2 separate regions of the Homo sapiens genome follow, and region 1 is linked to region 2. The links are chromatin contacts, found by Hi-C or POLR2A ChIA-PET in ENCODE. All regions are on one chromosome and are shown on one strand. Each heading gives the region's core, a stretch centred on a gene start or an enhancer-like site at or near the end of the contact. The rest is flanking DNA. Distances are from core to core; before and after follow the strand shown. Region 1 holds the start of DCXR-DT (DCXR divergent transcript). Region 2 overlaps FASN (fatty acid synthase).

Region 1 (2,745 bases), core at 246-2,745, 40 kb before region 2:
CATGTCCAGGGCACCCTTGGTGGAGCCTACGAAGAGGAACCCAAGCTGGCTGGGGCTGGGGTCGGTGATGAGGGCGAGGCTGGGGCTGGGGTGGGGCTGAGGGCACAGCTGGGGCACTCACAGTAGACGCTATGGTTAGTTACTGCCCGCTGGGAGCACTGGCTGGAGACATTCACGATGGCCCCTGGGACTCCCCGGGCTATTAAGCCCCTGGCCACAATCTGGAATCGCAGCGAGACCGTGAGGCAGAGCTGGCATCACTCACGAGAATTCCCGTCCAGCCCACAGGGCAGCTCACCTGCGACACCTGGATGACCGCACGCAGGTTCACCTCAAAGGATCTAGAGGCCGAGGGACAGACCCTGGTCAGAGATTAGGGCTGCTGCGTCCTCCAGGACAGCCCCTCCCTGAGGTTCCTCCGCCCTCACAGGCTCACCTGTCAAAGGCCTCCTTGGTGACCTCCAGGAAGGGCTGCAGCAGGGCGACAGCGGCGTTGTTCACCAGCAGGTCCACGGGGCCCACGCTGCCCAGCGCCCGCTCGGTGGCCTCCCAGTCACCCAGGTCCACGCACACGGGTTCTATCCCCGGGCACTGTGTGTATCAGGGGGCAGTTACCAGAGGCTCTGTGCCCAGCAAGCGGCACAGCTGGGGACTGGGGCTGGTGACCTTTCAGCCGGACAAGTAAAGGAGTTAGGAGTTCCGAAGGTGTCGGGACTGTGGGGCCAGCAGCCGGGCGCTACCTCCGGCCGGTTCACTTCCTCCCTGCGCCCGAGCGACTCCTGCCCGGGGCCTGCTTCGCAGCCATTTCGGCCTCTTTCTGAGCCCGGGGGCCCCGGCGGCTCTGCCGACCACCCGGCCGCCCACGCAGGCCACCAGCCCCGAGAGAGGGTGCGCGGGCGCCCAGGCCGCGGTGAGAAGCGCAGCGCCCGCGAGGGGAGGCGGAGTCGCGCACAGAGGTACCGCCCCCGCTCGCTGCCGCCCCCTCCTGGCTCGCCGCCTCGCAGCGCTGGGACCCGGCGGGACCTACCTCGCGGACAAGGCTGTCAAGATCCGCCTGAGTCCGGCTCACAGCCACCACCCGCGCGCCCGTCGCGTGCAGCGCCTGGACCGTGCCGCGCCCTATACCTGCCGGGAGCGGGCTCAGTGAAGGCGTCCCCTGCCCGCCTCTGCCCGCCGCCGGCCTTTGCCCACCTTTCCCCGCCGCCCACCTTTGCCTGCCCCGGTGACCAGCACCCGGCGGCCCGCGAGGAACAGCTCCATGTCGGCGCAGTCTCCGCCCTCCGCACTGGGGCTGCGGAACTTGAAGCTCTGGCCACGATGGGCGGGGCGCGGCGGGGCCAATGGCAGGGCGGCCTTCAGATAGGCGGTGGGGACATTCAAATAGCTGCTCCCCGCTGCAGTGATTGGCCGAAAGGAGTGGGCGCGCCGGGGCGGGGCGGGGTCTCCGCTGCCTCAGGGACGGGTCTTTTGAAGTGCCTGGTGTGACCCATCTTCCGTGCTTGAAATCGACGTAGTGGACCCTGGCTAGCATATTTTTCCCTGCCAAGATTATTGCAAAAAGACGATGTGGTGGTTAATATCGGAAAGAATGTGTGGTTAATATCAGGAAGAACACGTGAAATGGAGAATTTCAGGGCTAACATTTCTTGTTTTGTTTCTGAAAACATCGGCATGTCCTAAAAAGTGTCGCCTGTGCCCATCATCTCTCAGGCTTGGGAGCAGGACACCGCCGGCTCACTTTAAAGCCAAGGGAAAGAATTTGGACAACCAACTACGTCTGGAGAAGACACCAATGTCAGCAGAGCTCCGCTTTCATCTGTGGGCGAAGGATTACCTAGATGCCAAGGCAAGAGACTGAAGACACAAACTGTTTCAGTATAACAAAGAAAATAGGCCGGGAGCGGTGGCTCACGCCTGTAATCCCAGCACTTTGGGAGGCCGAGGCGGGTGGATCACGAGGTCAGGAGATCGAGACCATCCTGGCTAACACGGTGAAACCCCATCTCTACTAAAAATACAAAAAATTAGCCGGGCGCGGTGGCGGGCACCTGTAGTCCCAGCTACTCAGGAGGCTGAGGCAGGAGAATGGCGCGAACCCAGGAGGCGGAGCTTGCAGTGAGCCGAGATTGCGCCACTGCACTCCAGCCTGGGCGACAGAGCAAGACTCCATCTTTAAAAAAAAAACAGTTAAAATAAAAATAGTCATAATACAAATTAGATATAAAAATGATCATGATCATGGATAATTATCAATCATTAGTATAAACATTATTAATCATTAGCTTTTAATATTACTCTTTGTTGCATTACTAATATAACCTAGGGACATTGTGAGAAGTGACCTAGAAGGCAAGAGGTGAGCCCTCTGTCACTCCCGCATAAGGGCTGCTTGAGGGCTCCTTGGTCAAGCAGTAATGCCGTTGTCTGGGAAGCCACCCGTTACTTAGAAGACTGCGAAGGGGAGTCTCCTTTCCTTGGAGGCGTCAGGGAACACTCTGCTCCACCAGCTTCTTGTGGGAGGCTGGATGTTATCCAGGCCTGCCCGCAGTCATCCGGAGGCCTAACCCCCTCCCTGTGGTGCTATGATTTAATGGTCACATTTCTTGTCCACTTCCATGTTCCTCCCGTACTCCTGGTTCCTCTTTGAAGTTCGTAGTAGATAGCAGTAGAAGAAATAGTGAAAGTCTTAAAGTCTTTGATCTTTCTTATAAGTACATAGAAGAAAGCGCTGATGTATGGTCTTCT
Region 2 (4,094 bases), core at 580-3,079:
ACGCGTGCCTATAATCGTAGCTACTCGGGAGGCTGAGGCAGGAGAATGGCTTGAACCTGGGAGGTGGAGGTTACAGTGAGCTGAGATTGCGCCACCGAACTCCAGCCTGGGAGACAGAGCAAGATTCCGTCTCAAAAGAAAAAAAAAATTTATGCTTTGGGGTCTTGTTTGTAAGATTTTTGTTTTGTTTTAGGTGTACCAGCGCTAACTAGTAACCAGCTAATAGATCTTGGGCCTTGAGACACACCCATCTGAGTATTCAATGTCTCACGAATTCTGAGGTTTTCTAGTCTGGTTGGTAGGAACAGGCACTGGTTTCCAGACCTGTGCAGTATCTGGCACTGTTCCGTCTAATCCTCCTGCTGGTTTCCTGCTCGCACGCATTGAAGGTGCTTGGCCTGGTGCTCACAGGAGAGCCCCCGTAGCCTCCTGCCTGGCGGTCCCGGGACAGCCCCTGCACCCCGCCACTGTCTGCCAGCTCCCCCCGGGTGCTCTGTCCTGCAATCCTCAGCCTCATTTTCCCCCCGGACTCTCAGCTCCACTTCCTCAACTCGGGGGGTCTGCTGGACTCCACCTCTCACTGTGCCCGGCCTGGAAGCTGCCAGGCAGAAGGCTGAGGTTACCCTAGGGCTCCTGGCACCTTGTTCCCACCCAGGGGTCACCGTCCTTCTTTGGCGGAGGCCTGGTATCCCCACAGCCAGCACCTCCTGTCCTTTGCCTGGATTTTCAGCTGTTTCCGGTGGGAGGGTGAATCCAGGCCTCGCTACTCTCTGGATCAGAACTCCAATTCGTTACATTAATTTTCATTTTAATTCGAAAGAAAAAATAACTGAAGTGAAGATAATTGTGTGACTTAAGGTAACTGTATCTTCATAACAAAGATACGTGGTTTCTCTTAGGTCTCCCTGAAGCTCATTTGCAACTTGGATGCACCTCAGGCCCATCAGAGCGCCTCCTCCCCTGGCAGCAGCTGAGCCAGGAACTTCAGAGACCCCTGGACACCACATTCCGGTACCGGAGAGCCGGGAGAAGCAGGAGGGGTGACAAGAGCCCATGTGCTGGGCACTACCCGCCTTGCCCTGCAGGGCCTGAGGCTGTGGAGCTAAAGCAGTTTAGTTCTGAGGCCACCCCCAGATAGGCCTGTGAGCCTCTGTCCTCCCTGGTGGCCCTGAGCCTGTGTGCACGGCTGGGGTGGGAGTGGCCGGAGGAGGGGTGGAGAGAGGCCAGAGGGGACCACGGCTGAAGGGAGCAGCTGCCTAGTGTTGGGGGACCGCAGGAGGGGTGTGGCTGAGCCTCGCTCCGATGCCCGCCTGCTGTCCACACTCACGCCTGGACACTGCCCACCTGCAGCCGCTGCACCAGGCCCACCCCCCCAGCAGGGCCCGTGGTGTTCACTGTAGTCCTGGCCCACTACCCTGCCCTGGGAGATGGCCCCTGCGCCCACCCCTCCCCTGCCTCTCCAGCAGGGGCTCTCCCAGCCCCCCACCCACCTCTGTGCCTTGGCACTCACACTGAAAGGGCCTCTTCTGTGGGCATGCTGTGCCTTCCGGAACCCCGGGCTGGCCTGCTTTGCCCATTCCCGAAATCCAATCCTGGCTCTCGCTCCTGCCCATGCCTCTACCCCAAGCTCATGTCCACCCAGCGGCCCCCCGCACAGCCACCCGTGGGGTGCTGCCCTTATGGGTCCTGGAGGCTGTGTCCACCCCACCCCTCGATGCCGGGGGTCCAGGTGCCCAGGGCTCCCTGTCCCTTGCTCCCTCCCAGCCTCCACTCCTTTGCCTAAACCCAAGTCTTCTGGGTCAACCTGGCCAGCCAGTGGCGCTATTGACACCGTCTTGGTGAGGCTGTGACGGCATCTTTGGCAGGGCGAATGCCTGCAATCCACTGACTTCAAGCAAATACTATTCTCCACGAGGGGCCTCTCCTCAGCTGAAGCCAACTTCCCAGTGTCTGTACCTCCTACACGTTTCTCACTGGTGGTGTTTCTTGGCCAGAGCCTCGGTACCCCCCCCCCCGCCAGTCCCAGCGCTTTCCCGGGAAGCCCGGGGCTGCCACGCGGGCTCCTTCCTCACTCCCCGGCCCAGCCCCGGCTCTGGGACATGGCCTAGGGGTGTGTGGGAACTGGGGACCAGAGGACAGAGGGCATCCCCTTCACGGCCCCGTGACTGGGTGGGGTGGAGCTGGAGAGCTTGCAGCTGCCAGGTCAGGGAGGAGGGAAGAAAGGACGGTGGTGGAGATCACATGCGGTTTAATTGTGGGAGGCTGAGAGCAGCATTTTTACCAAATTGGTGTAAAAATGAAACGGGGTCCAGACGTGTACACTGACAGTTACAGTAAATTTCAAAATCCAAGCAGCAATTTGAATCATTTCTTGAAAAACAAACACAGACAAACACCAAACATGGAGTTGGTGCCCGGCGCCGGGCATAAGGGCAGCACCCCACGGGTGGCTGTGCGGGGGGCCGCTGGGTGTGGCCGGGCCCTGTGTGCCTGTGCAGGGGCCCAGCTCCTCGGGGACTGGCCCACGACCCCCCACTCAGCGGGCTGAGCCAATGCCTGGCCGAGAGGGGGCCGCAGCCAGCAGGCTTGGGTGGCTGCCCGCGCCCGCAGGGGACATCGGGGAAATGGGGGCAGAGTGCGGGACCCACACGCTGCCTGAGGAGTCTTGGCAGGGTGGACAGGCCTGGGGGTCTCTACCAGCAATGCAATAAATATGCAAATCCAAGCACAGAAAGACCAAGCGCAGACCCCACGGGCGCACGAGGCCCAGCCCAGTTCCTGCGGGCACGGGCACCACCGGCTCTTCACAGACCAGGAGTCTCCAAGTCGGCAGCTCTGGTGTCCCCGAGGTGCCGTGGGAGGCGGCGGGTGGGTGGGACATGCCTAACACCTACATCTAGCAGCCTCGGGGGGCAGTGGCACTGGGCCGGACAGGGTCCCACCGGCAGGACCCTTCAATCCCGTTGCATGGCGGGGGTGGGGTGGGGTGGGGTGGGGATGGTGGAGTGACCTCCGGTGGCAGGCGGGGGCACGGGCCTAGCCCTCCCGCACGCTCACGCGTGGCTCAGCCAGGGAGCTGTGGATGATGCTGATGATGGACTCCAGGCCGCTGCCCTCCAGCAGCGTGCGGTGGTCACCCTCGATGACGTGGACGGATACTTTCCCGTCGCATACCTGCAGGGGATGCGATCAGCTGCCGTCCCACCCCACTCCTGTCCCTGTCCCCGTTCCCGTCAGGCCCCTTGCGCACCTGGGAGAGGTTGTAGTCCGCGCCCAGGTCCTCGCCGTAGGCGCCACCCGTCTTGGCGCGCAGTAGCATCACGTTGCCATGGTACTTGGCCTTGGGTGTGTACTGCTCAGCGGCACGCAGCTTGTAGTAGAAGGACCGGGCCGCAAAGCTCAGCTCCTGGCGGTCCAGGCCCTGGTGGCTCTTGATGATCAGGTCCACGGCGGCTGCCACACGCTCCTCTAGGCCCTTCAGCGGCAGCAGCGCCTCCAGCACCTGTGGGGTCGGGCTCTGAGCAGGTGCTGGCAGCACCCACAGCACCGGCCTGCCCTGTGCTACACTGCGGGTGGGCTTTTTTTTTTTGAGACGAGTTTCATTTTTGTTACCCAGGCTAGATGGAGTGGGGCGATCTCAGCTCACCGCAACCTCCACCTACCCGGTTCAAGCGATTCTCCTCCCTCCGCAACCTCCACCTACCCGGTTCAAGCGATTCTCCTCCCGAGTAGGTGGGACTATAGGTGAGTGCCACCATGCCTGGCTAATTTTTGTATTTTTAGTAGAGAAGGGGTTTCTCCACGTTGGTCAGGCTGGTCTCGAACTCCCGACCTCAGGTAATCTGCCCGCCTTAGCCTCCCAAAGTGCCGGGATTACAGGCATGAGCAACCGCATCCGGCCGGGATCGGCTATTAAAGGGGTGAAGTTGGGGGGCCTTTAACGCTCTTCGCGTCCCATCCCATCCTTCCCTTCCCCCTTCCGTTCCTGCCCAGTACTCTGGGTCCTGCGGCCTCAGGGGTGTCCAGGACCCACCCTGTTGTGCTCCATGTCCGTGAACTGCTGCACGAAGAAGCATATGGCCTCCGTCTCAGCC

Evidence for each region. Hi-C counts contacts between places; a loop is a spot of excess contacts on that map. ChIA-PET counts read pairs that join two places held with the same protein, here RNA polymerase II (POLR2A). Pooled maps may share reads with other maps.
Region 1: a map of breast epithelium shows a loop between it and region 2 (2.1-fold over the local background). The contact joins the promoter of DCXR-DT here to the enhancer-like site in region 2. A Hi-C loop is called at or near these places in 9 of 168 maps with a recorded cell type or tissue (CD4-positive, alpha-beta memory T cell, CD8-positive, alpha-beta T cell, HepG2 and 6 more), 13 of 37 single-sample maps with no recorded cell type and 19 of 50 pooled maps. POLR2A ChIA-PET finds 5 or more read pairs at or near these places in 33 of 52 experiments (A549, A673, AG04449 and 27 more).

The regions. Positions count from the first base shown.
Region 1 is chr17:82,036,423-82,039,167 of GRCh38, forward strand. DCXR-DT (DCXR divergent transcript) reads left to right here and starts at 1,496. Exons shown (of 2, transcript NR_159948.1): 1 at 1,496-1,846. DCXR (dicarbonyl and L-xylulose reductase) reads right to left here and starts at 1,275. Exons shown (of 8, transcript NM_016286.4): 1 at 1,209-1,275; 2 at 1,028-1,125; 3 at 437-591; 4 at 299-341; 5 at 122-221; 6 at 1-26. The coding sequence starts at 1,260. RefSeq lists a silencer at 666-1,495.
Region 2 is chr17:82,076,107-82,080,200 of GRCh38, forward strand. It overlaps FASN (fatty acid synthase), which reads right to left. Exons shown (of 43, transcript NM_004104.5): 41 at 4,034-4,094; 42 at 3,251-3,502; 43 at 2,232-3,174. The coding sequence ends at 3,037. Among named protein-coding and RNA genes, the nearest start is that of SNORD134, 12 kb to the right of the region's middle. RefSeq lists a silencer at 3,293-3,493. Within about 2 kb of position 1,830, at least 4 of the 41 ENCODE cell types and tissues checked have a DNase peak (open chromatin) inside an H3K27ac peak, as active enhancers do; they include breast epithelium, where a contact is called at or near this core.